Linked DNA regions of Homo sapiens: regions 1, 2, 4, 5, 6 and 7 are each linked to region 3. The links are chromatin loops, found by intact Hi-C in ENCODE. Cell type or tissue: K562. All regions are shown on one strand. Each heading gives the region's core, and the rest is flanking DNA. Links, peaks and the distances in the headings are about the cores only.

What was found. A loop is a pair of places that touch in the nucleus more often than their neighbours do. Peaks named below come from ENCODE experiments on the same cell type or tissue, not always from the same donor. Only the 100,000 strongest peaks of a DNase experiment are listed, where the experiment ranks them.
Region 1: a loop joins it to region 3, with 12 times the contacts of the local background. A loop is called at or near these places in 14 of 110 quality-filtered maps.
Region 2: a loop joins it to region 3, with 39 times the contacts of the local background. A loop is called at or near these places in 8 of 110 quality-filtered maps.
Region 4: it touches region 3 in a loop (6-fold over the local background); 8 of 110 quality-filtered maps call a loop at or near these places.
Region 5: it touches region 3 in a loop (9-fold over the local background); 66 of 110 quality-filtered maps call a loop at or near these places.
Region 6: a loop joins it to region 3, with 5 times the contacts of the local background. A loop is called at or near these places in 30 of 110 quality-filtered maps.
Region 7: a loop joins it to region 3, with 2.1 times the contacts of the local background. A loop is called at or near these places in 4 of 110 quality-filtered maps.

Annotation. Positions count from the first base shown.
Region 1 is chr1:248,402,461-248,407,122 of GRCh38, forward strand. It overlaps OR2T1 (olfactory receptor family 2 subfamily T member 1), which reads left to right and starts at 588. Exons shown (of 2, transcript NM_030904.2): 1 at 588-785; 2 at 3,655-4,662. The coding sequence starts at 3,688. The coding sequence ends at 4,644. In K562, for the core only: a CTCF peak has its summit at 1,739; a DNase peak (open chromatin) is centred at 1,751.
Region 2 is chr1:247,679,158-247,683,518 of GRCh38, forward strand. OR13G1 (olfactory receptor family 13 subfamily G member 1) reads right to left here and starts at 582. Exons shown (of 2, transcript NM_001005487.2): 1 at 483-582. In K562, for the core only: a CTCF peak has its summit at 2,336 (motif pointing right); a DNase peak (open chromatin) is centred at 2,324.
Region 3 is chr1:248,804,782-248,809,443 of GRCh38, forward strand. It overlaps LOC124904577 (a long non-coding RNA gene), which reads right to left and starts at 2,737. Exons shown (of 2, transcript XR_007067008.1): 1 at 2,268-2,737. RefSeq lists an enhancer at 472-681. In K562, for the core only: a CTCF peak has its summit at 2,540 (motif pointing left); a DNase peak (open chromatin) is centred at 2,560.
Region 4 is chr1:247,934,354-247,939,015 of GRCh38, forward strand. It overlaps OR2AJ1 (olfactory receptor family 2 subfamily AJ member 1), which reads left to right. Exons shown (of 2, transcript NM_001355235.2): 2 at 1-986. The coding sequence ends at 402. It also overlaps the pseudogene CLK3P2 and a transcript of OR2L13 not described here. Among named protein-coding and RNA genes, the nearest start is that of OR2AJ1, 12 kb to the left of the region's middle. In K562, for the core only: a CTCF peak has its summit at 2,733 (motif pointing right); a DNase peak (open chromatin) is centred at 2,758; H3K4me3 peaks cover 483 bases.
Region 5 is chr1:248,619,985-248,624,646 of GRCh38, forward strand. OR2T11 (olfactory receptor family 2 subfamily T member 11) reads right to left here. Exons shown (of 2, transcript NM_001001964.2): 2 at 3,573-4,662. Among named protein-coding and RNA genes, the nearest start is that of OR2T11, 13 kb to the right of the region's middle. In K562, for the core only: a CTCF peak has its summit at 2,677 (motif pointing right); no DNase peak of the experiment used is centred there.
Region 6 is chr1:248,695,838-248,700,499 of GRCh38, forward strand. OR14I1 (olfactory receptor family 14 subfamily I member 1) reads right to left here. Exons shown (of 5, transcript NM_001004734.4): 3 at 3,010-3,068. It also overlaps the pseudogene LYPD9P. Among named protein-coding and RNA genes, the nearest start is that of OR14I1, 4.6 kb to the right of the region's middle. In K562, for the core only: CTCF peaks have their summits at 620 (motif pointing right) and 2,269; no DNase peak of the experiment used is centred there.
Region 7 is chr1:248,755,751-248,760,412 of GRCh38, forward strand. It overlaps LYPD8 (LY6/PLAUR domain containing 8), which reads right to left and starts at 9. Exons shown (of 7, transcript NM_001085474.2): 1 at 1-9. In K562, for the core only: no CTCF peak of the experiment used is centred there; a DNase peak (open chromatin) is centred at 2,771.

The DNA of each region.
Region 1 (4,662 bases), core at 228-4,227, 400 kb before region 3:
GTGACCGGTATAGAGAAGGAGGACAGAAAACCTTGTAGTCATATTCACATTATGAAATGTTGAATGTTGCAAAGAGAGAAAACTGGTTCCAAGCAGATTCAGAAGGCAAGGAAGAATCCTGCATGAAGCAGCTTTAATTTAAGCTAATGCAGAGCTTCCTAACAAGGCTGCTGCATTGAAGGAGCATGGAGCTTGCTCTTTTCTTTGGCAGAAACTTCACCAGTGGTCATAGGGAAGCAAGCAAAGGCTGCAACTTACAAGTTAGGAATTATCTTGTCACTTGATTTAAAGGATGGGCTTGGAGATCATCACAGTCCTGGGCAAGCATTGTGTCCTACCTTCAAACTGTAGTGATGTGGGAGGAAAATATTTGCGGCCATCCCTACTCAACCAACATGCACGCCTTATAAAATAGTACAGAATATTTACAAATGTCAGGATAACATAAATGCATTGATTTATCTCTTGGTGTACGGTATTATGCAATAAAAAATAGTTTAGGTAGGCCTAAAAGACAATTTTATCCAATAAAATTATGTCTATTTTATCCACTAACTTTTTAAAAATAATTTTCTCAAAATTTGCAGGCCAAGCATACTTCTGCTCTTCAAAGGCATTTAGATGTTCTGCAAGCTTAATTGAAATGCACAGTTTTTTCTGAGAATTTCTACTAAGTAACAATCCTTTCAAGTCAAAGGATACTTGGGGGAAAAGATAGACTTTAACTGCTGATGTAACTTCACTGGGAGCACCTGGGTTTACAGACCTTTTCTGAAGATCAGGAGGTATTTGCAATTTAAATTCATAGATTTTAGTTGAATATGTAGATTGCTTAAATGAGAGATTGAGAATTTGCACCCATTTACCAATAGTTTTGAAATAATTTGCAGATATCTTACATTTTACTTGGTATTGTATAAAATATTTGCACCTGTAACTATAAATTTCTTATTTGATTCTTAAAGTAACCCTGAATGTTTATTATATCAATTAATATAAGCAGATACTGAGGCTCAGGGTGTTTAGGAAGATAATCCAAGGTCACAGAATTAATTAATGTCGTGACCAGAGGAAGAACTCAATTCATTTAATTCTAAATTTTGTTTTACTGTATGTTGCCTTCATCATTTCAGAAACAAATGCCTATATAAAGTCACAGAATCATTCCAAACATTTTCTGATTATTTTTATGTGTACTAAACCATAGCAAAGCTGTATGATCTATGCCCAGGAGATATTCAACAAGTATAGTTACTTATTGTGCTCACTCTAGTGAGAGAGCAGATAATAAATTTAACAAAACATTTTACTTAAAATCATAATTTACTTTGAGGAGGGCTTGTTCTCTGATAAATTAGATCTTTTGTATGCAGATAGGAAAAGTAAGGCCACTTGGCTGCAAAATGGAGTAGACTTTAGAATTTCCCTTTGCATTGCTAGGTTTGCAGGGCTAGCTGGCCATAGAAAAAGCTAGAACCACAGAAGAGTTACATATATACATATATAAATCTATGGGAGGAAATTATGAATGTATATACTTATATATATATATATAATGGATAAAAGATCATCCTTTATATTCTTGAAGTTTGTTGTGGATTTTACTGTAACCTGAAATTGTATAAAACAGTCCCTCAGTTTTTCTTAATTGCCAGAGCTACGGAAAAATTCCAATTTCCAAAAATCATCGGTGAGTTATACCTCAATATGTATGTCCCTGTGCTATTACATATACGTGTGTGTGTGTGTGTATAAAATGGGAGTAAGGGTGAACAGACAGCAGAGACCACTGTTTGACTTTGTGAAGCAGCACATGATTTTCCCTCTGTTTCTGGTGTCTTATCGCATGATAAAAGTCAAACCGAAAATGTAGGAAGTGTGGAAGTAGCTGAAATACTGCTAATATTTAGGCTGCGACATAAACTGGAGAGGAGTTTCCCTTTAGAAATATATTTTTATAGGTTCCATTAATGAAACCTAAAAAAAGTAAAATGAGGGAGGTTGTAAGTAATGATGACATTGTACATAGTATCATAAAAATGTATAAAACCTGACACCAAATATTCTGAATTAGCAAAATATACATTATATATATATATAAAATATACATATGATGTATCTATGTGTACATTTTTATATATGTGTGTATATCTGTACACATAGTTTATATCCATAAAACAGCAATCCTGATTATAATAATTTATGTGATCTACTCTCAAGTATGACTAATTTTCATTAGTCACATTAGTTATTACATTGTTAACAATTTAGCAGGTTCACATGCTTGGTACATTTTATTTGCTAATTACAGTAAATGTCTAGCTGCTATTCCCATATAAAGCTTCCTATATACACAATGCCATGTGTATGAATATATAATGAATTGAGACTATCTAGTCCAAACACTCCTGGCACTAACAGACCCCGTGACCACCAACACGTTACCCTCAATGCTGTCATTGGTGAGAGGGGCTTTTATAGCTCCTCACTTCTTAGTTTTATTGTGAAGATCAGGGAGTCAATAGTTACAAAGTACTTCTTAGCATGACACTTTGCAAAATAAACTCCACGATGTCATCATCATTATTCTCAATAGCAACTTCTTTTTCTGGGCAATTGACTCAAATGCTAATATTTTTAGAATATTTAGAGGAGCACTAGACTAGTTTGATCAATTTTACTCCCAAATATGTTGGTAAAATGTCTTTCTTGGGACACTTTTAGCCTTAAACAATGTGAAAAATCATCCTTTACTTCCATGAAGTTTGTTGTGGATATTTGTTTCTTTATTGTAACCTGAAATTGTATAAAACACACTCAGTTTTTCTTAATTATGAAGAACTATGAAAAATTCTAATTTCCAAAAATAATCAGTGAATTATAGCTCAATGTTTACGTCCCTGTGGTATTTCCTCTGAATATTAATTGCTAATACTGATTTCTAATGGTCATGCTAATCATAATCCTAATGCTAATTCCTCATCATCTTAAAATTGAAAATAAATAAAATTCTACAACACTGAATGCCTCTTGTATTGAGAATAATTTTTATGTCTAAATTTGCAAGAGTAGTTTCCGTTGAGTTTCTGTTGCCCTTTTTATTTCATCCCTTATAATTTGTCTGGGACATGGATAAACTAACACCAAGTATACTCTCATGATGTAGACAGTGACTTGTGACCCAAATGGTAGATAACCCGTACTTGTAGCTAAATGGAAGACATGAGCTACTCACAGCCAGCACCAAAGATGTTTTGAAAGTAGTGGTGATGCCAACCATACAAAGACACATTAAATAATAATACAAATTTAAATGCATCTAAGGTAATACACACACGCATACACCGGACCATGGTATGCGTAACTGCTGTGTAGCATGGTATGCAACCTTAGGCATTGTTATGCACATCATCGTAATACAGTATCATCTGCTGACCTCATCTTCTCCAATGTATTTAAGCAATTATTGATTAATAATGACCAATTTTATTTAAAAACCTTCTGGAATAGAGTAAATGCTAGATATCAGTCTCAATGTGGCAAGAATACTATTTTTTAAATGTTTTCTTCCCACTTTTAAAAGTTTGCTGCCTAACAATTAATTCACATGTTGTTATTTTACTGCCCTGGGAATGCTATCATCTTATTTGGAAGATATTACCTTATATCGGCACAACTGTAGGATCAATGGAAGAGTACAACACATCCTCTACAGACTTCACTTTCATGGGGCTGTTCAACAGAAAGGAAACCTCAGGTCTTATTTTTGCCATCATCTCTATCATCTTCTTCACCGCACTGATGGCCAATGGGGTTATGATCTTCCTGATCCAAACAGATTTGCGCCTTCATACACCCATGTACTTCCTCCTCAGCCACCTTTCCTTAATTGACATGATGTATATTTCCACTATTGTGCCTAAGATGCTGGTTAATTACCTGCTGGATCAAAGGACCATTTCCTTTGTGGGGTGCACAGCTCAACACTTCCTCTACCTTACCCTTGTGGGAGCTGAATTCTTCCTGCTGGGCCTCATGGCCTATGACCGCTATGTGGCCATTTGCAACCCTCTGAGATACCCTGTCCTCATGAGCCGCCGGGTCTGTTGGATGATTATAGCAGGTTCCTGGTTTGGGGGCTCTTTGGATGGCTTCCTCCTAACCCCCATCACCATGAGCTTTCCCTTCTGCAATTCCCGGGAGATTAACCACTTCTTCTGTGAGGCACCAGCAGTCCTGAAGTTGGCATGTGCAGACACAGCCCTCTACGAGACAGTGATGTATGTGTGCTGTGTTTTGATGCTGCTGATTCCTTTCTCTGTAGTCCTTGCTTCCTATGCCCGAATCCTGACTACAGTTCAGTGCATGAGCTCAGTGGAGGGCAGGAAGAAGGCATTTGCCACTTGCTCATCCCACATGACTGTGGTGTCCTTGTTCTACGGGGCTGCCATGTACACCTACATGCTGCCACATTCTTACCACAAGCCAGCCCAGGACAAAGTCCTCTCTGTGTTTTACACCATTCTCACACCCATGCTGAACCCCCTCATCTACAGCCTTAGAAACAAGGATGTGACTGGAGCTCTGAAGAGGGCCTTGGGGAGGTTCAAGGGTCCTCAAAGGGTGTCAGGAGGTGTCTTTTGACAGTCGACTCCTTCCCAT
Region 2 (4,361 bases), core at 362-4,361, 1.1 Mb before region 3:
GGCGTTTTAAGCAGCTTGGAGCATCCTGATACAATGAGAAGTTTTGCAAGCTAATTCTTAAACTATTTAGCTAAGTCTTTATGATAATTAAAGAAAGGACATATTCTAAAACAATTTCTCATACATGTCAAGCATTCCCATAACTTGGTAAAGTATGTTAACCTAAATTTAGTTGACTGTCTTTTAAACTCCAACTTTTGCATATTTGATATGAAAGGAAAAATTTTGAAAGGCTGGCAGGCAATATAAATACTTGCATCATCAGTATTTTGATACATTGATAGCATAAAATCCCCTGTTTTGAATTAAAGTACAATCCGCGGATGGATTGTGTGTGTGTGTGTGTGTGTGTGTGTGTGTGTGTGTGTGCGCGCTATGGCTAAAAAGGAATTAAATATGTTACCTGGCTCAAAAATATCCCTACTCAGGCCATGATTTTATGGTAAACTTAAGAATTAGACAGTCTGCCCACAAATACTCACTGTAGTTTTTTGCAGAGTATTGTCATGTTCAAATGGTGACCTGTATTAAATCACTGTAAAAAACTAAAAGTACAGTAGCTCTTGCCAGTTTGCTATCAAATGAGCTCTTTCATGCTTGCTTTAGTATTGGTTTATTTATACTTAAGATCAATGAAAAGCATGGTTCCTGACTCAAGGACAAGGGACCCCAAGGAAGAGCATCTTGAAGTGATTTGCTATTAGTTACATTAAAATGTATCCCAGAGGAACAGTTTTTAAAACCCTGAACTAATTACCAATTATGATGTTCAATCACTTGGTCTTTGTGTGTCAACCTTTTTCTGTGAAGACCAAAAGGTATCCCGAGATAATGTCTTCATGGAGTAGGAAACCTGAATAATGAGACACAGTGGAAATGCTGGTGGGAGATTTAAAGAATAAATGGATGGACATTGTTATAAAAGCAATTACATCTGCTTCGGAGATCTTCTCCCAATATAAACTTAGACAGTGTTAAAAGAAAAATCTTAGACAAGTTAAATTTAACAGAGTTCATTTGAGCAGAGAAAATAAAAAATATTTATGAACCAGATAACATTCAGGACCAAAAGCAGTGCAGAGAGCTTCATCCTACAAGGCGTTGCAGGCAATATTTATAGCTGGAGAAATGGAAATGACATGCGGAAATAACTTGATTGACTAGAGTTCTGTGTTTGCTTTATTTGGATGTTTTGGCAGGTTTCGGCCTACAGTTGGCTGAAGGTTAGGCTGCTATGATTCGCTGAGATTTTGCTACTTGTTATAATGTATGCTCTGAAGTTAGGTTGCAGGTTGTTTACACATTAAGTTAGGTTACAGTTTACCATGTACACAGGCAGATTTAGGACAAACAGTTCAATTTAATAAGAGGAAGAGTGGTAGGAAATGAATTCCAAGATGAAGGTTAAAGCAAAGTTTGTCATTTAGTCCTCTACTCTGTGCAGGCCTGGAGGATCTTACAAATAAAATATGAAATGCAATTTGGTTTTCATTTGTTTAATGTAACACGCAAACCCTTCAGCTAAATTTCTTTCTGAATTGTTTGAAAAACTGTTCTGTACATCCTTTTGCTGTTTATGCATACCCAAACACAAATGCAACTCATCTGTGTGATGTACGCATAATGAAATAACATTGTCTCTATCCCTCTTGCTGAATAGCCTCATAGTTTGAAATGTTCATTAGAATTCAAACACACATTTACATGTTTACCATGTATTTCTTTCTCCTATTTGTTTATCTTAAAGAAAAGTTACATGGGTAAATATCAGATCACTTTAACAGCTTTTTAAAGCTTCCAGACAGTGATCTAAATGCTTATTTCACATTTATTGTAAGCATAGTATTACTAAATATTAGTTAAGTATATCAAACTATCAATATGAGAGCAAGTAAGGGGCAGGAATTATATGTAGTTGTCATCACACGGCCAAATAGAAATTAATCATTTGCCTTTAAAGAGTGTTTGCTGTTGAGCCAGTTGACATAATTTATCTTGCTTTAGTAATATTCTTTACAGGTAAAATAACCTACTCATTTCCACAATGATAAAACATTGTTGTTTTATCGCTTTGAACAAGTACATTAAAATAATACAGAACAGTTGAAGATGTGATGACTGCACAATGAACCAGAATAACATTGAATTAAATGTATTCGTAAATGGGTGGAGAGGAGGTATTTGGTGGAAAAAAAAAAAGCTGAAATACTTGAGCCAATTAAGTCCCTTGACTCCAAACCCATCCCTACGCACTCAGATCTTGGATGCTGGATTGGGTGAACCCTACAACCACATCGCTGTTAGCGTGTTGGCACCTCATGAACTCTGCCAGTAGGGGGCAATAGAGGTAAACTGTAAGACTAGAGGAGAAAAAACAGGTCCCTTCCCTGTTTGCTTCTCCTGGTCTTTTTGGTGAAGTTCTAGAACTTCTAGTATTTTGACTTTTGATTTTAAATACCCCAGGATGATTGGAATTTGCCTTATTCTTATTTTCAGTCTGTCAAATTAAGTCATGTATCATTAGAAGCAATACTGTTGTATGCGCCAGAGAACTGGTTTTATGATCTATTTGTAGTAGAAGGGCTGCCTTGTCATTATCAAAGGTTACTCTTCAGAAAAGTTGCTTGCCTTATTAGCTATGTATTCTAATAGCATAACGACTATACCAACTTTGTTTTGTTTAATTTTTCATGGTATATATTTTTCCATCTTCATTTTGGGTGTTTTCTTCGTGTTCATTTGAGAATGTGTTAAGTGTAATACAGTTTTGTTTTTTAACAAAATCAGTCAGTCTTTATGCTTTAATTTCAGCACTTTAGTTGCCTTTAATTTAATTTCAGACACATTTGTGTTTGCTTTATGAATATATTATTGTTATTTGGCTCATCTATGTTCTTTCTCCCTGTTTTATCTTACTTTATCTTATTTTATTCCACATTTCCATCTATGAGGTGAGTAGTCATGCATTTCTACACCGATTTGAGTGTTTATGCATTTTTGACTTATTATGGTCAAGTAGAAATTACTTATTTTACCACTTTCTAGAGACACTGTGCTTTTAGAACACTAACTACTTTAGTCCCTTCTTTGTATTGTTTTTATAATGGATTATAATTAAACGCATATCTCAAACCCCACCACCCATAACTTTTATTGTTTAATCAGTCTGTATTCCTTTGCATGTGCTCTTATATTGCTTTTTTCATTGTTCTTCCACTCTCCTGCCCATTTTTCCCATTTGGGCCATTTTCTTCTGCCTGCATAACTCTTCTTTTAATGCAAACCTACAGGTTTGCTGACAAGAAATTCTCTCATTCTTTTATGTATTAAAATTTTTTGTTGGTATTAGTTTTGGAAATTATGTTTTCTGGGTATATGATTTTACGTTGACTATTGTTTTATTTAGCACATTAAAGATATACCTAAATTGTCTTATAGCATTCACAGTTTATGTTGAAAAGTCAACTGTCAGTAGTATTGTTGCTTATTTGAACAAAATGTCTTCTTTTCCTCTTATTGCGGCATTTAAGCTTATCTTTAGTTTTAGCAATTTTAGTGTGATGTCTCTAGGATATGATTGAACTTTTATCTTGCTTGAAGCTTGCCAATAATATTTATCTGTGGGTATCATTATTTATGCTGCTTCTGCCCCCCTTTTTAAATCTGTGTTCCTCCCAGGGTGAAAATAACATGCATGCTAGAACTTTTCACTATGGTTTTTATCTTACGTGTTGTACCTTCCAATTATGTTTCTTCTCTTTAAATATTTTTTATTAACTCATATTCAAGCAAGTAATCAGATCGTCTACTGGATCTAACATTCCGTCAATCCCAAACTATTAGCTGTTAACTTCAGGTAGAGTATTTCATGCTTTTATAATTCTATTGAATATTAATTTTAGACATATGTATTTACTTCTAATATTTCTAGTTTTTCTATCTGCATCTTTTCATCTCTCATCTCTATTTTCATCTCATATTCTCTTCAACATATTAATAATAGCCATATTATTTTATTTGTTTATTGTTGATTCATCAAACTTTTATTAAATAAAATTTACTGTATTGTAAAAAGGGAATTTGGGGTAGTTTCTTCAATGGCACAGTTATACAAGGTAGCTGCAGACTGATCTCTAGATCTTTTTTTTCCATTTTTCGAATTTTCTTTGCCTATTTCCCAATCTCTTATCCCCTGAACACACACAGACACACACACACACATCCCTACACACTTTGTGTCCCTTTATGGGGACACACTTACAATAGTCACTTACTATGCAAGTTTACAAGTTTATGGCTAGGGAGGACACTGAAGAACAAATGCTTTTATATACCTTTAGTGGGCTTTTTTCCACATTTTT
Region 3 (4,662 bases), core at 423-4,422:
CCTCTCTCTCCAAGTGGAGTGGGAGGCTGAAACCATAGCAACACTGAGGTTAGCACACAAGGCAGGTGACATTAAGCAACATCCTCTCCTTCTTCCCTAAACCACAGCAGCCCCTGCGAACCTGTACAGCTCCATGAGCCTCCTCCAGCCTTCACTGCTGCCCCAGGCCCCCAGGCCCTTAAGAATTCCTGCTGGAAAAAAGCAGGCCGTGGCACAACTGAGATTTCCTTGTGTCAGTGTGAAGATGATCCAGCTCTTCTGCATGTTATTGCAGAAATCATAGAGACGAAACAGGATGGGGTGGCCTGGAAGGAGCATGGAAGATGAAGCCGCAGCTGAGGAAGAAGGCAGCTCTGCTGCTCCACTCTACCCTAGACCAAGAAGGTTCCTCTTTTCTAAATGGGGAAGAAACTCATTTTGACACTCCCTTCCTCCTATGTTTGAATAAATCAAGAAGCGTATCTGCACTGTGCAGTGAAAGCCACCTGCCTGCCTGGAGAAAGAGAAACTACTGCCCAGCACTCTGAGCTCTTCGACCTCTGGACGATGATCATCTCACACCCAAGCAGAAATATCCAGCAGCCCTCTGCTCCCTCCGGGCTGGGTCCTAACCAACTCTGGACTTGCTCAGGTTTCTCATGCTCCAACCCCTAACCCTGTCTGCAAACACATGCACCATTTCACATCATCCATCAGAACTCTTCGCATGGCCCAGCCTCCACTGCCAGCTGTATAATTTTAGTGCTTTAGATAACCTTAGAGGTTATCTACTGAGTCTGTCCACACTTCCGGCAGATTGGAACACTGAGGCCCAGAGGAGCTGAGTGAATTGTCCCTGTGCACATAACCCCTTGTGGCAGGGGCAGGCCAAGGGCAACCCTCTCTGAATAGTGTGGTCAGTGTTTTTAACACCGAAGCTCTCAAAAGAACTAATGTTTACTGAGCACCTAGAATGAGGGTGACCATATGTCCTAGATCACCCAAGTCAGTCCCAGGCCACACCTGCCCCCTTTCACACTCAGCTGTCCCAATTTAGACTATGCATCACGTATGGTCCCTGTACATATGTCTATTGTGTTATGTGTTGAGTGAGATGGAGTCAAGGATGATACTGACCCCTTCTTCTGAGGACTTAGGACCAACAAGAGACATGTCTACAACAACCGGCCCATTCTTCAGTAAGTCAAAAGAGCCATGGGGAACTTGAGAGTGATAAGGATTAATTCAGACTGGGCTAGAGAGGTGCCTGTGGTTGAATCCCAGCTCATGTGGACTTTTGACCACATGATCTGGTCCTCAAACCACAGGCAGCAGTTTGACAGTTTGAGAAGGGAGGAAACTTGTGCCAAGGGTAGCACAAGCAGAAGTAAGTCAGTAGACAGCTGTTTGGTGAAAATTTCCACATTCCAGGTCCTGAGAACACCAAGATGGGTGAGACACAGGCCCTGGGAGCTCAAGACAGATTTGGGAAGAGTGAGGATTGGGAGCCAGGCACCACTTCTCCAGTCTGAGACCAAGGGGCTGGTTCAGAGCTTCGGAGAGCAATGCCCAGCTGTAACCTCCCAGATTTTTCCTTGACTGCAGCCCTCATTAGTTATTTATTTACTTATTTTTAGAAATAGGTTGTCCCTCTGTCACCCATTCTGAAATAGTGGTGTGATCATAGCTCACTGCAGCCTCAAACTCCTGGGCTCAGGAGATCCTCCCACTAGCCTCAGGAGTAGCTAGGACTACAGGTGCATGCCATCACGCATTGCTAATTTTTTTACTTTTTGTAGAGTCGGGTTCTCACTATGATGCTGAGGCTGGCCTCAAACTTGGTCCTCAAGTGAGCCTCCCACCTTGGCCTTCCAAAGCATTGGGATTACAGCTGTGAGCCATTGCTCCTGGCCTGGTTATGTATTTTTCACTGCCCTGCACCACCTGTGCACACCTGCATTCCTTACCTGGAAGACCCACCCATGGCATTACAGTTTATAGTGTTCCTAACAAGGCCTACCACAGTGTTTGTACACTGAAAGATCCTGGTGAACATTTCTTAGTAAACTACACATATCCATTTGCCAGCCAGTGTATGGTCTCCTGGTTCCCTTATCCCAGGGCATGAGCAATGTGTTGCAGCCTGGGGCTCAGGAATGGTGAGCAGGCGTGGGTGGAGAAATTTATAAAGAGGCTGTGGAAAGGGAGAGGGAAAAGACACTAGGGAGGCCAAGGAAGGAGGTGAGCTCTGAGGAGAACAGGGTACATCTACATATCGAACATCTTACCTCCTGAGACCAGCTGCGCTGCAGACTTGAGCCAGCTCTCACACGCAATAGGTGATTCCGAGGACACACGGGAATGCAAGAGGCCCATGACAAGTACAAATAGGGTTCCATTCTGATGTATACACACCCCCACCCTTCTATGTGCAGTTTTTCAGGCCCTTCTGCAAAGTGCCCATGAGGCTGACCACGCAGGCTTGGAGGGTCAACACGCAGTGCGCGCAGGGAAATGCAGAGCCCAGGCTCTGCGCACTTTCTGGTAGCTGCTGCCCCCTGCTGACACAGCAAGACCTTGACAGCCCAAGAAGGTCATCTCCGCTCTTCCTGCCAGGCAGAGTAGGAGCATCTACAGATGGGTTGATTCCACACCCCACAAATACGTACAATTACAATATGTCAATTTTAAAAGATGTCTAAAGGCTGGAAGCATAACCAGGCATGGTGGCTCATGCCTGTAATCCCAGCAATTTGGGAGGCCGAGGTAGGGGGATCGTTTGAGCCCAGGAGTTTAAGACCACCCTGGGCAACACAGGGAAACCCCGCCTCCAAAATAATCCAAAAATTAGCTGGGCATGGTGGGACACACCTGTAGTCCCAGCTACTTGGTAGGCTGAGGTGGGAGGATCTCTTGAGCCGAGAAGGTCGAGGTTGCAGTGAGCCAAGATCACATCACTGCACTCCAGCCTGGGCTAGAACGAGTGTCACAAAAACAAACAAAAAAAAAGGCAAAGAGCAGTGGTTCAAGCCTGTAATCCCAGCACTTTAGGTCAAGGAGGGAGGACTGCTTAAGTCCAAGAGTTCAAAACCATTTTGGGCAACACTGCAATACATCTCTACAGAGAAAAAAAAAATTAAGTTAAAAATTAGCGGGGTATGGTGGTGTGCATCTGTGGTCGTAGCTACTAGGGAAGCTGAGACAGAAAGATTGCTCGAGCCCAGGAGTCCCACGCCGCAGTGAGTTATGATTGCACCACTGCACTCCAGTCTGAGCAACAGCGCAAAACCCTGTCTCATAATAAAATAAATATTAAAAATTAAATTTTTAAAAAGGCAGTGGGGTTGTCATGCTTGTCAAAAATCATATCCAGATGAGGAGGGAAACACAACCCTTTCATAGAGTCCACTTGCCTAGCGCAAGATGGGATGAAGCCTCCGTGAGTTAAGCACTCCGAGGCTGTGAAGAGGTGCTAACAGGAATCGCTGCACCTCAGATCCACTGATGTAGCAGCATGCCACACATGCCTCTATGCTCCCATTTTATAGGCGATAAAATTGAAGCGTCATGAAATTTGAGAATTCCCATAGAGATGTGATCCTGGGATTGTGCATCACCAGGTCCTGACCTCCAAACTGCTGTACTGATAAACCCACCTGATACAGCTGTGGGCTAAGAGAAGGGGCAAGAAGCAAAAGCACATTTCCTGAGCATCTGTTGGTGAGAGCCTGTGTCAGGTGTTGGGTAGACTGAGGCCCCAGCCCCACACTTGAGGAAGATGAAGATCAGAACAATTCATTACCAACAGGCCAATGTAACATGTAACATGACACAGTACAGGAATGGGGGATGGGGCCCTATGTCCCCCACACCTTGACCATCTCTTCCTCACCTTAAACAAAATTTCTCGACCCTCTTTGCTGGGAGAAGGAGCTAAGAAACAGTATTCCCACTTCTCATCTCTTCTTCCCAGCAAAACTTCCTCGGAGATGACTACCTCCACTTCCTCACCTCCTGTTCCTGTGAGCCCAGTGGTTCAAGCGTTTGGACTCTAGAGTCCAAGTGCCTAGTGGGAGCCGCCTCCGTTACCTTCAGCAAGGCTGAGTACCCCCCATTGTGCCTTATTTTCTTACCGTGGAAAGGAAATCATAGTGTTTATCTGTCCTATAACATTGTTGTAGAGATTAATTAGGGGCGTTCCTGGTACGTGAAATGCACTGGATGAGTACAAGTTACTACAACGAGGGTGGGAGGGAGGGAGCTCTTCGGCTTCTGTCTTCTTCTCCTTAGAAGTACCATTGGCTCTAACCTTCCTGGTCTCTCTTCCCGCCTGCCGCATCTTCTAGGTGATTTTGCAAGGAGAAACGCACGTGCATGGCATAGCCCTTCTTTTCTAGGGCTCTTCTGTACCAGGAGCCTCACAGGTCCTGCCTGCCAGTGACTGGGTAGGGAAGTCCAGCACTGTGTGTCATCTCAGAAAGCCCTTCATTAGGACTATAATACTGTATTATAGACTGAAAATTTGCTGAGAGTAGATTTTAGGCGGTTTCACAACAAAAAAGGGGGGAGGTAACTGCAAAATGATAGGCCAATTTGATACCTATTTCATTATGTGCATCAAAATACCATGTTGTTCACCTCCTATACATACAATTTAAAAAATTTAAAAAGCCCACTCACCCA
Region 4 (4,662 bases), core at 418-4,417, 870 kb before region 3:
GAACGAGGGGTTTGTGTAAGTGCTGTGATCTTCCTGCTGATCCCTTTCTCCTTGATCTCTGCTTCTTATGGCCAAATTATTCTTACTGTCCTCCAGATGAAATCATCAGAGGCAAGGAAAAAGTCATTTTCCACTTGTTCCTTCCACATGATTGTGGTCACGATGTACTATGGGCCATTTATTTTTACATATATGAGACCTAAATCATACCACACTCCAGGCCAGGATAAGTTCCTGGCAATATTCTATACGATCCTCACACCCACACTCAACCCTTTCATCTACAGCTTTAGGAATAAAGATGTTCTGGCGGTGATGAAAAATATGCTCAAAAGTAACTTTCTGCACAAAAAAATGAATAGGAAAATTCCTGAATGTGTGTTCTGTCTATTTCTATGTTAAATGCCTGAAGGATACTCATGAGAGGTTTCCTAGAAAGAAATCAAAGCTTCTATCTTACCACATATAAGAAGTGAATATTTCAGAAACATTGTTAATAATAAACAATAATATGTGTTTGTGTTGTAAACACGTACCTCTAAAAATGTAGTGTTCCTTCTGTGGTACCAATTATAATCATGCAACAGTTACAGGAAGTAGAAGTTACCCAAGGCGTCCTATTCCCTAACACCAAAATTGTAAGACTTATGAGAATATCCCTAAAAATACAGTCACACATCCATTGTATAAAAGACAAATCCATGTTTATTTTTATAAAACTTTGTTAAATTATATTGCTAACAATCACTTATCAAAAATTCACAAATTCCATATGAAATCATTATTCTTTGCCTGGTTTATCAACACCTTTATTTAGTAAAATTTTACAGATACACATATATATGCACACACACATATATATGTACACACATATATACAGATATAAGTTGTGTTAAAATTGAATTACTCATCCTATGCTAGAAGCAACTATACAATATTAGATAGGAATATCATAAAAATTGCCTTATTTCATTTATACATACAGGATGATGTTTTACAAACTCTTCTAGCAATTTATCCTAATAGTTATTTCAAAGAAGATAATAAATATTTCTATTGAGAATTCATTTAATTTTTTTCCTTTTTTTTTTTTTTTTTTTTACAAACACTAAGACACACTTTGTAAGTTTAAAATGTATGGGCCAGGCGCGGTGGATCACGCCTGTAATCCCAACACTTTCGGAGGCCTAGGTGGGCGGATCACGAGGTCAGCAGATCGAGACCATCCTGACTAACACGGTGAAACCCCGTCTCTACTAAAAATACAAAAAAATTAGCCGGGCGTGGTGGCGGGCGCCTGTAGTCCCAGCTACTCGGGAGGCTGAGGCAGGAGAATGGCGGGAACCCGGGAGGCGGAGCTTGCAGTGAGCCAAGATGGCGCCACCGCACTCCAGCCTGGGCCACAGAGCTAGACTCCATCTCAAAAAAACAAACAAAAAACAAAACAAAAACAAAAACAAAAAACACGTATGAACAGCTTGAGTCAAATCTGCCTTCTGGCAGCTGGGCACCAAGTCTGCTCCCCCGCAGGCTCCTGCCTTCCTTCACATTGCACTGCTCATTGTGTGGTTCTGGTCCTGGGACCTGGTGGTAGGGGCTGGAGAATGGGGATTGGGCAGCCCAGTTCCGCTCTCCTCATGCAGTGTCCTGCGTCTGTCATCTGCTTGGGTTGTGGCTTGTGTGGAAGGACCACGACTGAGGTTGCCAGGCCAGCAAAGACGGGGTGCAGAAGAGTCTCAGCCAGAGTGATGTGCTGGGCAGCGTCCAATTTTACCACCCTCCGCATCAGGTCAAACAGCTGCACGTGCTCCAGAGAGTCTTGGAGCATGTCACTCTTCAGACGTTTGCAGTTCTTCACATATGGGCTGTCAGAGCTGTTCTCATCCCAAACTAGGCCCCATTTGTAGAAATATTTCTGCTTCTTGGTACAGGAGATCACGCGTAATGGGATGAGCCGTAGGGTCTTCAACATCACCAGGCGCTCTTGGTTTTCACAGGTCTGGAAGAGTGTGAAACCTGGTAGTACTTAAAGAGAAGGTAGCCCATGCCCTGGACATGGCAGGGGCGTGTCCAGCCCAGATCAAGGATCAGTTCAGGCAGGCGACAGTGACCGTGGTCACCATGGCGATGTGGTGCCCACGGTCAGAGGTGGCATTGGGGAAGTCAGCCACTCGGACGCTGGTGCTCCTCACTGACTTCTCATCGCTCCTGTGCTCGCTGTAGACGGTGTTTAACTCAGAATCCACATGCAGGATGTTCTCGGTTTTCAGGTGTGCGTGGGTCAGCCGGTTCTCGTGCAGAAATCTAAGGGTGTGGCAGAGCTGGTGGGCCATGTGCCAGACATGTGGGAGGGGAATGGCTGGATGTTATTCTCCTTCGGGAACTCAAGGGTTTTCCTGCCCAGGAGCTCAAAGGTGATATGCATGGACCGCGGAGGGTGAACCAGTCACACCCCAAGACGCACAGCAGCTGGTTCTCTTAGTCCTTCTCGTTTATTTTTTTCGAGAGCGTTGAGTTTTGGCGGTGCCGCCTCCCGGTGCTTGCCCACATTGCAGATGACCCTCCGGCAACCCGAGACGTCCTTCTGGCAGGGTCCAAGCACTCACCCCCTTGCCACAGGCGCCTTGGCCCAGGTTCCCACTTGTCTTTATTGCTCTTGGGGCCAATCACCGACCCGGCCACCAGGTGGCGCCTGTTTATCATCTTCCGCACCTGCGCCCTGGGCTCACTCGCTGGGGCTGCCGGAGGACGCGCTCCTTCAGGACCCGCTGCGGCCACCAGGTGGAGCCTCTTTATCATCTTCCGCACCCGAGCCCCGGGCTCACTCGCTGGGGCTGCCGGAGGACGCGCTGCTGCGAGACCAGCCGCGGCGTCTTTGGCAGTAGTGGGCGTGCTTGCGGGTCCAGGAGGGCCCCTCTCCCGCGACCGCCGACCACGATGAGAGCGTGAAGACCCTCTCGAAAGGAAGGGCTCTGCTCTACACACTGGTGTCTCCTGCGGAAGGGCAGCTGGGCACGCCTTCCAGACCGAGGTATCAGACGAGAGGCCCCCTGGGGACGGGGCGGTTACCGCAGTCTCCCTTCTTGCTCCCGACTGTCAGCCCTCCTCCCCTCCCATCAGCAGCTCAGGGATGGGGCTGGCTCTGGGGCCTCCTCTTCCATCAACCCCTCAGCTACGGGGCTGGTTCAGGGGACTCCTCCCCTCCCATCAGCAGCTCAGGGATGGGGCTGGCTCTGGGGCCTCCTCTTCCATCAACCCCTCAGCTACGGGGCTGGTTCAGGGGACTCCTCCCCTCCCATCAGCAGCTCAGGGATGGGGCTGGCTCTGGGGCCTCCTCTCCCAGGCTCAGCTGCCGCTGGGACCCACTCCCCTGAGCGCCTCTCCCCTAAGTAATGTTATTCATAGCAAAAACTAGAAAAACACATTTTAATGAAATAAATGTTCAGGTTAATTTTATTATAGCATGCCAACTAAATGTTTTATACTATAGAAATAAATATTTAACAAAATATGAAGATATATATGAAACTTTAATGAAAAATGATTAGCCTTTCACAATTGGAAAATTAAAAACAATAGTAATAAATGTTAACCATATTTTGGTGAATTGGACATCATAACATATTGTAGGCATACATGAAATATGGTACAAACATTTTAAAAAGAACAGTGTGGCAATATATATTAAGGACCTTAAATAAACTATGAAATTATCTTCTAATAATACAACTATTTAATGTTCATAATTTAGACATAAAATAAGCAATTATTATATATTAATAACATTTTTTCCCTGACAATTGAGTTTTTTTACTTGATTCCAGTCCTGTAACAGTCTCCTATCCCTGGTGTGCTAAGGAGTTTTATTTCAGTAGAGAATGAGTAAAATTACTAATATAATGATATATAAAAATGTATTGCTAAGAGACGTTCAAAATTGACTGGAAGTGCTAATGTTAATATTAGATGCATCAGGTGCTGTATTTTTTTAAAGCCTGCTTTTACAACTCATAATAATACCTAATGTGGACCCAAGAGCAGCATGAAATCAGAGACAGTAAAAATCCGAATAGCAAGATATTATTGTAAGCAAGAGAAAGTCATTCTGCTGAACAGATCTGAGGATGATATAGAAGTTTAGAAGTCAGAATTCATAGATTTACAAATTTCCAGATTAAAATACAAAAATAATCTGTGATAGGGCTAAAAAACATTTTTTTCCTGTTGGGGATATAGAAACATAGAAACGCCTACATTGAGGGTAGTAGAAGACTTCATGTAAATAAACATGCCCACACACACATGCACACATACACACTGACACACACACATATATTTTTCTTAATAAAGAGTGTAAAGAGCATGGTTCAATCAGTGTGGGATTGTAAAGCATACTTGGATGAAATTGGAAGTGGAAAGTAAGATATTTTAAACATTAACCACATACCTAAAGTACTGCACATAGAAATAATTAGGCTTAAAGGTAAAGCCTATCACAATCTAAAGACATGCATTTGTAGTGGTGCGTGTTCAGATACCTGGGTATTGTGGTGGAGATACACATAGTCTTTTGAACATTCCGTTGTAGGTCGCTGGTAGCTGGATATGTCCTTTAAACTTTTGTGGCAATTCATTTGAGAAGAAACGCAGCTTTTTCTATTG
Region 5 (4,662 bases), core at 223-4,222, 180 kb before region 3:
TGCCCTCTGCACTTGCTCTTCTGCATATCACTGATGGCAGCTAGTTTTGGGACCTTGTTCACCAAGTCAGGTTTTGAGAGGTGAAGTCAAATTTTGTTCATAACTACTCTAGGCTCTTCATTAATGGCTGGGACTCTGGAAATAAGCTCATTCTGATGGAAAGGCTAATAAGGAATCTGTTTTCTTTTTAAAAATTCTTTTAATCTTCCCATTTTTGTGTCTTTTCTCTTTACTGGTATTTGAAATGCACATCTTTGTAACCAGGTCACAAGAATGATTTTGCTTGGATTGTTTGGTGGCCTCAGACATAGGGTTCAGAAGCATCTTTCAATGTCATTATCTTTTTATCAGATCTTGAATTGCTTATTTGTTGTTTGTGTATGTTTATGTCCATGGGCACTAATATGGGTTCTTCTCACTACAAAAATCAGGGTCCCCTTCCTAAAATTCCGGCTAAATACTAAAGGGTTTTAAACCAAAAGTAAAATTCTAAGCCTCCCTCAACCATCTGAATAGGGCCCTCGTCTCAGCAAAGGCATTCCAAAGTTAACCTGATAAACTAGTTCAGGCCATGATAGGAAGGAAGAGCTTGACATGCCTCAGGATACCCTCCCTCCCTTTTGGAATTACTGATAGAACAGATTCTTTAAGACTTAAGTCTAATTAAAAAACATTTACAATCTTCTCTCTGAAGCCTGCTTGTTGGAGGCCTCATCTACAAGATCAAGTCTTGGTCTCCACAAACCCTTACCATAACCAGACATTTCTTTCTACTGATAAACAACTCTTTCAGCTAATTGCCAATCAGAAAATCTTTGAATCTGCCTCTGACTTAGAAACTCCTGCTTCCAATTGTTGTGTGTTTCCAGGTCAAACCACTGTACATCTTATACATGTTGACTGATGTCTTATGTCTCCCTAAAATGCGTAACACCAAGTTGTCCGGCCACCTCAGACCCGTGTTTCTCAGGATCTTCTGAGGGTGGTTCCATGGGCCATTGGTCACTCATTTGGCTCAGAATAAATCTTAAAATACAGGGTTTGACTTTTCATCGACAGGGTATACAATTTATATAATTTTCAATGAATAGTAAAAATTAAACTGTAGTATTTAGGAATATTTATCCAGTCATGCAAGAAGAAATCCAGGGAATAATTACTATGAAATTCATTTGGCAAAATAACTGACCAATATTCTTCGCTGTCAAGGCCCAACTAAAGAAATGTTAGAAACTTAACTGAAATGAGTGAGAATTGCTCAGTCAAGTTTCATTAAGCCAATATTAGAGTATGTCTAGAAAAATAAGCCACAGACACACCCATGGCCATTTTTCCAAAGAGGTTTTTAGAACACTCAGTACGTATATATTTTCTTAAGGTGGGGGAAGGCATATAGGAAGACGGGCGGGTTGGTGGTAAGGTCAATGGTTACGTTTCTGTGAGACTTCAGTTAGTGCCCAGTAAATGTACATTTTACACAGGATAAGGTGAATGTCTGAAGAGATAGAAGGAGCCAAGGAAGAGTCAATTATGCAGAAGTCCCTGGGTAGGTGGAGGAATGATTTGTCTCATCCGGTCTTTCTTCTGCTCCTGGAAAGAAGCTTGTCATCAACATTATCAGTGTGCAATTGAGCAGACAGAAGAGTTCAAGACCAGCCTGGCCAATATGGTGAAACCCTGTCTCTACTAAAAATACAAAAAATTAGCCAGGCATGGTGGTGGGTGCCTGTAATCCCAGCTACTTGAGAGGCTGTGGCAGGAGAATCACTTGAACCCAGGAGGGGAGGTTACACTGAGCTGAGATCATGCCATTGCACTCCAGCGTGGGCAGCAAGAGCAAAACTGTTTCAAAATAATGTCAGCATTAAGAGAAATTGAGTGACGGCCACATTGGAAGCTCATTGTGCTAATTTTGCACATTTTTGCATGTCTAATAGTTCAAATGAAAGTTAGAGACATTTAGAATAATGCCTGTTTTTGCCCTGGGGCATGTGCGGTGATCAAACAAGAGCGCCCTGGAGTGCTGGTTATGTTCCGTTTCTTGATGGGGTGCGGGGTTATTTCATGAATGGTTTCACAACTGTTTTCTTGAGATGATTAATAATGAGTTTTGCATGGCATTTCTAGTGTTATATTTCATAGTATAAGAAGAGATTAACGCTGATTTATAATGTGATTTTCTTAGAAGCCCTGCTGTTGCCTGCGTCATTAAGTGGTGATTCAATTCACTCCCTAAAATTACAAAGTGGCTGGAATTAAATATCCCCAAGCAAAGACTTCTTTCCTCTATGTTGTAGCAAATTCAGTAACTTTTCAAGTTTTACCAAATAAAGTGAGGGATATTAACTATAATATTTAAAGCTATTAAATTCTATCTATAATTACAGAAATATATATGGAGAAACAAACTTTTTGGCAAATTATTTGGCAATAAATAATCATAGATTCAAGGTTTTTATACAATTCATTGTATTTTTTCCAATTGATTCTGGAGGGATTACAGAGTAAAAATAACTGCTAAAATGCAGAAAATGTTTAATAACAAAAATGATGTCACCATCAGTCCAAAGGTACCGATATTATTCATTTTTTTTTTTTTATTCTCCTAATGATACATGCAGTTTTAAAGAATAGAGAACACATGGTGTTGTTTTAGGATAATGTCATATTACTAACTGGCCACAAGGTGTCAGGAGGAGGATGTCATGGTGTCCCATAGTAACAATCACTTGGGACTTCATATTCATGTATAGATTTCTTCTTCCTGTACAGATAGATCAGCAAGCCAAGAGAAAGTGGGGAGATATATAACCATCTTAGACGCAATCGCAAATGTCTCAGTGCAGTACCTGAGGTAGAAGCTATTCAACGAATCAAGGAACTCCTGATGAGAGCTTTGCCCAGGGAACCCACAGAAGACGGCTTGGCTAGATCACTCAGGCAGAGCCCCCATGGCCTGAAGGAGCAACAGTTGTAGGCTTAGAAAATATCTGCTCTAAGAAGCCTCTTCCTCATTCTTCAACTATGATAGACTCTGAGCAAGATAGTAAACTATGGCACAGAGAGGTTAGGTAACATGCTCAGGGCACACAGCCCAGAAAGAAATAGGCTAATATTCAGACTCCAGGGGGTTCAAGCTCCAAGCATATGGCCTTATCACCCTTAAATTGCCTTTGAAATTGGCAGATGGGGTGGAAATAATTAAAGAACAGTTAAATATTCATGGGGAAAAAACCTTATAAAAAGCTGTTCAACATCTGAACAATCTGTTGCTGGGCATATATGCTGGTATCACACAGTATTTTAGTGAAATCTGTGTGCCCATCTCCTCTTGGTGCCAACTACAACTAGGACACTCAGAGCAGGGACATTTTCCCACGCTAAATGGGAACCCATCACCAGAGAAGCCACCACCAAAGCCAAGATTACAGAGAGAATGTTTTAGGAGTAGGGTGGAATTTAACTTCTAAACGTAAATAATTAACATTTTGAAATGAAGTGACAGTGTCACCTTATAATGCAAAATCATGCCATATTATACAAGAAACTCCACACCATGAAGAATTCTGCCTATACAACTTTTAATTGCCCAAAGAGACAAATTTATTGAAATAAACAGCTACTGAACATCTATTACATACTGCAAATTATATGCCTTGGAAAAGCATAAATATGACACACTTTATTCACAAAGGAATAAGTTTGTAGTAGTAACAGCAGTTGCTGCTGTTATTTTGTCCTTGTTTTTAACATAATTCTAGTTAACATATTGAGTGCCTACTATTTTCTGGCCACCATCCCGAACACACATCATGAATCGTCTGACAAATGTGCTGTGCTAAATTCATAAATTCAATGCAAAGGAGGGGGAGTCCGAAGGTTGTCCTACAACCCAGATGTCTCTACTAGCTTATTAACTTACCTCTTCTCCAAGATGATTCTCTTCTCCTCTCAAACTTTTGACGGGACCACCCTGATCTTTACTCATAGACGCTCTCATTGATTCTAACTGCACCGAGAAGATACAAACCATCGGAAGGGATCTTAGTTATAACACACGCTCTGCCTGACCTCCTGCTATTGTCACTGAGTTGGCCATGCTCTTACAAAAGTTCAAACTCTCCACTTCTAAACTGGTTTCTGTGCTTTCGGCCACTCTCAAAGGCCATCTTTCTGAAACTTTCCTCCATTTCTCATATATCGATTTTCTTTTTGTACTGAATTATTCCTTTGAACTTCATACTCAATATCACATGACAGCACCATTAACATCAAACACATTGGTATCACGTTTTTCTAGTTATACTCCATTTCCTTTACAAAAAAATCTAAAAATTCATACTCAACTTACCTTATCCACTTCCTCCCCCTTGATTTTACCCTGAATCATCTCTAAGCATATCTCCATTAAAAATGGTCACTAAGGTTACAAGTAACCTTTCATGTTGCTAAATACAGTAACCAAATCTCACTTATTTCAACCATAGACTGCACTTGTTGCAGTTGCTTTTACTTTCTTTAAACACTTTGTCTTAGATTTCTTCTAACCTCATAAAACCCTATCTTTCTAATTTTTCATGTGACGCCAGCTGCCTCAGATCTCAGTCTCAAGCTTTCTCTTAAGAAAACTCTCAAAAAACCTGTTTTTAAATGCTCTTCGTA
Region 6 (4,662 bases), core at 352-4,351, 110 kb before region 3:
TTTCCATCCTTTTACTTACACAAATGTGTCCTCAGAATGACCTAAAAGGTTTGGAATGTTCGCAAGAGTTTCATGCCAGAGAATTGCAGCACTGAGAAATCTGGATCCTGGTCTCCAGCCCATCTCCTTTCCCCATTCCACACTCCCCTTCAACTGTGAAGGCCATCGCGATCATGTGTGTGGACACGCCAATGCTGAAGTTTAAACTCCCCACTCCCACCACCTCTGACAACTGCTAGGTTAGATCTCAGTCTGTTTGAGCAAGAAATCCCAGGATTCTTGGTAGCCAGGCAAAGTGGGGAAAGGGCATACAGGATCTGGGTGGGCATGTCCCCTTGGTGTCACATACTACTCATCCCATAGGGGCTAACAGAGGCAGAAGAGGCCCTGGTCTGGGGGAGGTGAACAAATCAAAACTACCTTTTGATAGCCTAAGGAGAATTCTTCAGGGAAATACCATGGCTTTTACTCCTTTTTTCCCCTTGCTCTTAATTTTCCACAGATTTCCACCTCTTTATTCATAGTCCCCACCATTCTCTGCTCTGTGCCTGGACATCTTTTACTGGAACAGCCAAGCCCAGTCTTTGCCCATGACAGCAGGTGGCAGCAAGAACACTTGAATGGAAGCGGGGAATCAGTCGACTTCTGTTCACTAGGACATTATTATGGAGCCCCAGAGGCAGATAGTGCAGAAGAAGCTAAGGCTCTTTCTTGTTAGGGCCCCTTCTTTGAGTATCCTGTGCATTCTGCCACCCGTGACCTTTACTTGTAAGACCACATTTTTCTGTGTAAGTGTTTGGAAGTAGACCTTTTTCAGGCCTCCACTCAAAAAATGTCCCTTTTTCTGTGAGGCCTTTCCTGACCAACCCCGTGAATTATCCCTACCCTGCACATCCTGTCCTGTTTTGTCTCTCTCCGTAGTATTTATCATCATCTGACATATCATATTTTTTTCTTCTTTGTTTTTTTCTGCTTCCTCCATCTGAAAATGAGCTCCATAATGGCAGGGATTTTTATAGTAACTCTAGTGTTATTGGATGCGTTTGAAAGTGTCACATGAGGAAGGCAGGGGTGAGGATTAGGGAAGGGTGAATGGGGTGGGTGGATCTAGTTCTAGCGGCTGTTCTATGAGAATGAGTACATTTGCTTGTCAATGGCAAATAACTAGCCAGTCTTCTATCTTTTTTTAACAGTCTCCTGGGAGATTAAGATGAGTGATCTAGAGGAGGAAGATGTTGATGAATTCAGCTCCAGTGGTTTTAAGTGCCCAACATGCTTTGCAGTGCAAGGAAGGAAATGCGATACAGAACTCAAATGGTGTGCAGCAGATAAAATAAAGTGTATTGAATTCTCTGGCATCATAAACACAGGTACTTTTCTAGGATGTACTGGTATTCTCTCACAAGCTTATGGGGTATGTGTTCCAAGGGTAGGGTTGAGGAGAAATCAGCTTTTGTCCAAATCTCTTAGAAATGAGGACACAGCAGTGGTCTGACTCTGTAAATATGTCCAACTGGCTTTCACATTCACTTATTTTTGAATTGATACATGTATTCATTGACAGGCTCTCTACTAGCTTTGAGGAAGTTGGTTCAGCATATTGGAGGAATCTTCATCTTCTGCAAATTTTGGTTAGGTTTAAAAAAAAAAAAAAAAAAAAAACATGGCCGGGCGCGGTAGCTCATGCCTGTAATCCCAGCACTTTGGGAGGCTGAGGCGGGCAGATCACTTGAGGTCGGGAGTTCAAGACCAGCCTGACCAACATGGAGAAACCCCGTCCCTACTAAAAATACAAAATTGGCCGGAGTGGTGGCACATGCCTGTAATCCCAGCTACTCGGGAGACTGAGGCAGGAGAATCACTTGAACCCAGGAGGCGGAGGTTGTGGTGAGCCGAGATTGCTCCACTGCACTCCAGCCTGGGCAACAAGAGCAAAACTCCATCTCAAAAAAACAAAAAACAAAAAACCACGGGGGCAATGTGTGCTTTTTTCCTCTGTTGTTGTTGTTGAAATTTTCAAAATAAGAGCTCTGGAGAGAGGCAATGACCAAGCTTAAACTTTCTTCAAAAAGATTGCAAATTATATTTTACTATGCTTGCTTTAAGAAAATACAATACAAAATTCTAAATTAATTGAAGACATTTAAATGAGAAATGATTTAGGAGTGATAGTGTGGAATAGCACGAAATGCAGTGGGCTGAGTTCCGTGAGGGTTGGGTTGTTTCCATAATTCCTCTTTACCTGCTCACTTCCTCCTGCTGACGCTGGGGAGCTCCACCTTCCTGAAGTTCATCTAAGTGAGGTAATTAGAAGGCTAACCATGTTGGTTGGTCTCTTGGATTCTTATGTTTCTACTTTCTGTAATTTGCATAATAAAAGAGATGTATTTGCTTTAAAATAGCAATCACTCGATTGCTATTGACACTGCAGAAGAAGTAAGATGAAATCATCGAGAGCGTAGAATATGTGCCATGTGAAAGAATATGTCTGAAGGTGCTTTGAAAGGCAGGGAACACAATCACAGTCGTAGCTTTTTTATGGCTATTGCTAGTTCTTAAATGATAACTCAGACCAAGAATAAGAGATTAGATTTATGTTCCTAAATTTACAAAGAGTCTACATAACTGAAACACAGACATACCCCCTCCCCTGAGTATCAGTAGCATACAGGATACCCCTAACAAAGTCATTAGGACTTCTTACTACCATTGGCATAAAGGGTCTATAAAAGCATATGCTATCTCAAGTGGTAATGTAAGTTGGAAAAAAGTTCATATAAAGTTTAGAAAATATGCCAATATGTGATTGACATAGATTTTGAGAAGATTTAGGAATTTGGAAGTCCCATCTTTGGAGGACACATTTCTAGCTCATTGCCTCTGCTGCAGAGAGCCCTGTCAGATGGATCACACCAGAGTGTGACTTGACTTATATCCTACTCCAGCCCAGTCTGTATGAGTAAAATGCAGAGTATAAGGAAGGAGGAGGAGAGTGGAAGTCTCACTTACAGTTTCTTGCAGGTATTCGTGACGTAGCCATTGAAATGAAGAGATGCACACAAGCAGACCTATGCAAAGAGACGATAACTTCTTAGATGGGTTTTCCAATTGCTAACAAGAGTAGAAATTGCAAATCAGCCATCAGAAATGGGGCCAGAATCAGACCCCCATCTCCCATCTTCTTTGTTCTTTTCCTGGGGAGGGTACTTCATGGAGCTCTGGCAAGAGCCTAGCCACTTCCATTTATGAATTAAACCTGAATTTTTTTGTTAATGTATTCTTTCATGAGTGTTAATTTCTCCATAGTTATATTCAGTTGTCCATTTGTTTACTCATTCAATGAGTTTACTTGTTGTGTATCCAGCCTTGCATAAAGTGTGTTAGGGTCAAAGTGAATCAGCTTTGGGTCCCTGCCTTTAAGGTCCCAAAGCATTTAGAGAATGAGGACGTGTGCAGTTAAAATGCTGAGAAAGCAATTTAAGAAGAACATAAAAGAGCAGAAGCACTCTGCTTAAGGAGCCTGAGGGATTGGTTTGGACATAGGGTAAAAGTAGAAGACTGTGGGTTTGATTAAGGAAAGATTGGGATTTTAGATGGACTTTGAGGAGACCTTTACTATATGGCAGCAGAAATAACATGCACTGAGACATGGACATGGGGAGATGGGTGGAGGCTAAGATGCAGTAGCTGAAATTAATGGTAGGAGGAGTGGGGGAGAGGAAAATGTCAGCAAGTATATGGGCCTGGCTGGAAGCATCTTTCTGAGAGGGATGGAAAGTGCTGCCCTGGATGAACACAGTGGACTCACTGAGCTGAGGACAGGCCAGCTCTGTGATGGAAAACAGTTTCCTTCAATCCACCAGAGAGATGATCAAAAGCCAAGGTCCCTGGTTCTCACTGCTGACTACTTTTTGTTTTGTTTGTTTGTTTGTTTGTTTTGAGACAGAGTCTCGCTCTATCGCCCAGGCTGGAGTGCAGTGGCGCAATCTCGGCTCACTGCAAGCTCTGCCTCCTGGGTCAAGCAATTCTCCTGCCTCAGCCTCCCAAGTAGCTGGGACTACAGGCACGTGCCACCACGCCCAGCTAATTTTTTATATTTTTATTAGAGATGGGGTTTCACCATGATGTTAGCCAGGATGGTCTTGATCTCCTGACCTCGTGATCCGCCTGCCTTGGCCTCCCAAAGTGCTGGGATTTCAGGCCTGAGCCACCGCGTCCGGCCCACTGCTGACTACTTAGTACAGAATCACCCAGGAGCTTTAAATTAGAATGCGCATCCTAGGCCCCCTGCCAGAAATTCAGATTCAGCTGATTTGGGATGAGCCTGGCCTTGCTCCCGCATTTTTGTCCTTTGTGTTGTTTTAAATGCTCCCCAACCAGGGTGACTTTAATTTTCAGCTACTATTTTTTAAAATAACTGAAGTATAAGTAAAAGATCATAATTTATTTTACCCAAAGTGAAAGACCTCCAATTAAAGCCAACCAACTATAGCGTGTAAAACAGAAGATTGTTTACATGATATCAAATGTCAATTGATATAAAGTTTGAAAAATTGCAAGTACTCTTCTTTAGCTTTAGATTAGTTGTGCAATACAAGAACACTAACCAAATTAATGGCTTTTCTTCTCAAAGGACTTCCTAATTTATGGAGAAATGTCATT
Region 7 (4,662 bases), core at 272-4,271, 49 kb before region 3:
TAGAGGCTTAGGGCTGGTATGGGAGAGGCCTTATATAGCAGGTGGCTGTAAAATCAAAAAGCACAGCTGTCTTCTGGGGTGGGACCTCTGGGTCAGACAGGCTAAGGCTTCTGGCTCTCAGACTGTGCCCTGCCCAATAGAGCTACAGGCTGCCCAACCCTTTGGCATCTGTGCAGCTCGTGCCCTCTCTGAGACCTCTAGGAATTGGGAACAACTTTGGTCAAGGCCTGCCTTTGGCAAAATGTAAACAGGAGTAAGGTATCTTCCAGCATTGTCTGTGGCCTTCTAAGTCAATTCCATGACCTGCTAATGACAAGCACCTAACAACCTGCTAACAGTCACCATGATTAGCCCATTTATAGATGAGAAAACCAAAGCACAGAAAGAGAGCCATAAGAGATATGCTCATGGGCACACAGCCGGGGCACAGTCAGAACTCAGAGCTCCGAATCAGACTATGTGGGGTCTGTGCAACTCAGGAAAGGGCCTCAGTTTCCCACAGGCAAGTGTCTTAACCTTGTTAGATTTGAGGGTCCTCCAACCAAGATGAGTGTAAACTCACTGTGCAGCCTCATAGTGTGGTAGAGGGACCATGACGTGAAGCCCCTGCCTGCAGTGTGCTCTGCACACTGGGTGAGAGCCCACAGCAGCCATCGAGAGAGTCTTTCTGGCCAAGTGATCTGAGCAGCTACTGGTAACAGCCCAGGTCAGGTCAACTGAGGCCTCTCTGTATTAGTCAGGTTCTCTGTCCTCTAGAGAAGGTGAGTTTATATATGTATGAAGGGGAGTTCATTAAGGAGTATTGACTCACATGATCACAGGGTGAAGTCCCACAATAGGCTGTCTGTGACCTGAAGACCAAGGAAGCCAGTCTGAGTCCCAAAACCTCAAAAGTGCAGCCTTCAGTCTGTGGCTGATGGCCTGAGAGCCCCTGGCAAACCACTGGTGTAGGCCCAAGAGTCCCAAAGCCGAAGAACTTGGAGTCCGATGTTTGAGGGAAGGAAGCATCCAGCATGGGAGAAAGATGGAGACTGGGAGACTCAGCCAGTCTGGTCCTTCCTCGTTCTGCTGCCTGCTTTTATCCTAGCTGTGTTGGCAGTTGATTAGATGATGTCCACCCAGATGTAGGCTGGGAGGCTAGGCCAGTCTAGCCTTTTGACATTTTTCTGCCTGCTTTATATTCTAGCAGAGCTGGCAGCTGATCAGATGGTGCCCACCCAGACTGAGGGTGGCTCTGCCTCTGCCAGTCCACGGACTCGAGTGTTAATCTCCTTTGGCAACACCCTCACAGACACATCCAGGAACAATACTTTGCAATACTTTTCAATCCAATCATGTTGACACTCAATATTAACCCTCACACTCTCCCAGTCTCCTCACACTGTGCCATGGGTGCTCCTGGTTTTGAGTGTGGACTTGAGTTATCTTCCCTCCTCATCTTTCCACTGTGCTGACACTTTATACACACACGGTGGGGAGTGGGAGGAGCCCACTCAGCCGAGGATGCAGAGGTTGAGGGGCACACATCATACCAGTATCCCCCAGCCTGCATTTAAACCTTGCAGTTCCCTGCTCTTGAAAATACCCCTTGGGGATGGCTACGCTACCTGTGTCTCAGCTCTCTCTTCCTTCCCCAAACTCATGCATTCATTCAACAAACATTTTTTGAGCACCCTCCCTGTCTTAGGCCTACTGTAGGAAACCGGGAGGTATTTGTGAGCAAAAAGACAAAGACCTTTGCCCTCCTGGAGTGTAGTCTAGAGAGGACTACAGACAACATAAATTAAAGTGGTAAATAAGCAAATCACAGGGAAAGTCAGAATGTGGTGACTGCTCTGGCAAAAAGACAAAGAGTAGGATAAGTCATCAACCATGCTAGGGGGTGAGCAGGTGCAGGCTTCCACTTTCAATGAGGAGGTTGTAGTAGGTCTCATGGAGAAGACAAAATCTGAGTTATTTTTATAAGCAGAGACTCTGGCCATCTCTTATTCTCTCCTCTCCTCACCATCTGCCTTCAGGCTGCTTATCACAGCATTTTCCTAAAAAAAAAAAAAAGCAGCTTCCTCCCTAACAGAACCATATTGTTTCCCAGCACACATTAGTCAGTCACCTGGCAGGGCACAACAAGAGAAGTGGCACAGTAATATCCAATGGGGTGTGTGTGGGCTTGCGGGTTTCAGGAATGTGGCCTCCCTGAGCCACCGATGGAGGATCCAAAGAGCTCATGAACACTGCCTCTGAGATAACAGCTCTGGTGTCAGGCTGAGTACTGGCATGAGAAAATCGGGCTGATCAATGTTAATTCCTCTCAGAAGGCACCAGATACTCAGGCAAATGGACCCAAAGCGACCACAAAGATCTGAGTCTGAATCCAGACTTTGTCCCTCACATCACATAAGTTACTTATTAACCGCACTTGTTGGGCCAGAGCTCTTTGTCTTTAAAATGGAATCATCAGGCCCTGAAGAAATGCCTCCTGATGATTTATTTACTCCTGGAATCATCACCCCATTCCTCTGTGTTTTTCCAAGGCCATCTATCTATCAATAATGTCCTGAGGACGTCTAACCATGTGGGAATTATTATTAATAGCACGTATGATTTTAACTGAGCCATTTATCAGTAAGGACACTGAAGACAATGGAAGCCCCCTGAACTAGGCTGCGCAGTCTATACGGCTGCTCACAGCAGTCCTGGGTTCATCCTTTTGAAGCCCCGGCAGTGCGCCAAGGGTACCCCCAGCTGCCTTGACAGATAAGGAAACAGGCCCAGGGAGGCCTTCCCTATAGGCCTTCAGACGCCTGGGCCAGCAATCTTTCCATTTCAACATGGCTCAGGTGGGACGCAGCCTCCACCCGCAGGATTGGAGACATCGACTTGACTCCACTCCTCCCTCTCCCAGAGGTTCACCTCTCTGTCATTAATGTGGGGTCCAAGGACCTGAATCAGTCACAGGGAATTATGAAAAAGCACCTCTCTAAAGCCGACTCCTCCTGACTAGCAAAGAAGTCCAGAGACCCAGGAGAAGCTAAGTCGCAACAAGCAGCCCAACTTTTAAACTAAGAAGCCCTGGGCACACCGTAGGCACCCTAGTTCCATCATCTTCTTAGAAGGGGACAAGGTTGGCTGTCCCTACAGCCTGCTGAGCTGAGGCAAACCTGGAGCTCAGCTGAGTCCCAGTGAGTCATCCGGTGGTAAATCTGGAACCACTTTAGGAAACGGCCTTTTCCCAAAGCTTCCCTTGATGACCAGCAAAGCTTGGAGGTGAGTTTCCAGGGGAGCCTACCCCATTTTGGAATAAGCATGTGGAGGTGTGTAGGGTCAGGTCAGGGAAGCTGGGGCAGGAATTATATCCAACAGGAGTCTAAGCCAAAGACTCAGCAAAAGGATCAAGAGCATCCACCCCTGACCCGCCTTCTCTCTGTGTTTGCTTCTGGGAGCCTTTCATTGACTAGCTCATTCCTCCCGCTTGGAGATGTGAGAATAGGCTAAAAATAATGAATTATTGCCCCCAACATTCCTGCCCCCCAGTCACCTTGCAGAGGAAATGAGCATATCCTGGAAGATAAACTTCCCCAATAGTCCATGGCCTTATGTAAGATGATGATCCCCCCGAGTCTTGGGTTTCCCATCTTTCAAGTGGCAAAAACAGCACTACGGCCTGAGTAGCTATTCTGAGGGTCAAAGGAGGTCGCACAAGCCGACAATGATGATGAAACTATCACTTCATAAAGGGCTCTAAAAACAATGGCTACTACTGCTATCATTGTTCTCTGAGCTCATATCGGCAACTGCACAGCCCAGAGGGACATTCGCATCTGCACAGGGCAATGGTCTGAGGTGAGGTCCAGCCTCAGAACACACTTCTACCACAATTAGATACTACTTCATGCCCACTAACACAAATAAAATCAAAAAGAAAGAAAGAAAAAGAGACAGAGAAAGAAAGAAAGAAAGAAAGAGAAGGAAGCAAGGAAAATTGCGAGCATTAGGAAGGATATGGAGAAATTGGAACCTTCATACACTACTGGTAGGAATGTAAAATGGTGCAGCCACTGTGGAAAGAGTTTGGCAGTTCCTCTAAGAGAGTTACCCATGACACAGCAATTCCACACCTAGGTATATACCCAATATAATTGAATGAAAACAACTGTTTATACAAAAACTTGTACATGAATAATCATAGCAGTATTATTAGACTTAATTTACGAGTATATATATATATATATGTGAAAGTTACGGGTGCAACTTTATACCATAACTTTCTTCACATCTCTCTTCCCCACTTCTGGTTTCTTTTTGCCTTTTCAAGTAAATGATTTTAAAATGGCTTCCAAATTACACAAAATTATTTTTTATAAAATGCAATTTACAGAATTATATATTAATTAGAATTTTTATTTCTAGTAATCTTAAATTTTAGTGAAAATGGGAAGCAAGAAATCTGAACTGTATGTCAGATGTTAGCATTTTATAGATAAAATTATTTCACTATTTCAGAACCATGTTTTCTCATATAATAATTATTTACATTGGAAATGACCCAGACATTCAATAAGCATTTGTTATTTAATTTAAAATAATGTTAAGATTTTACATTACACAAAAAGTCCACTTATAGGTATTTATCTCATGTATATGTATTTAATTAATTTATTTTTT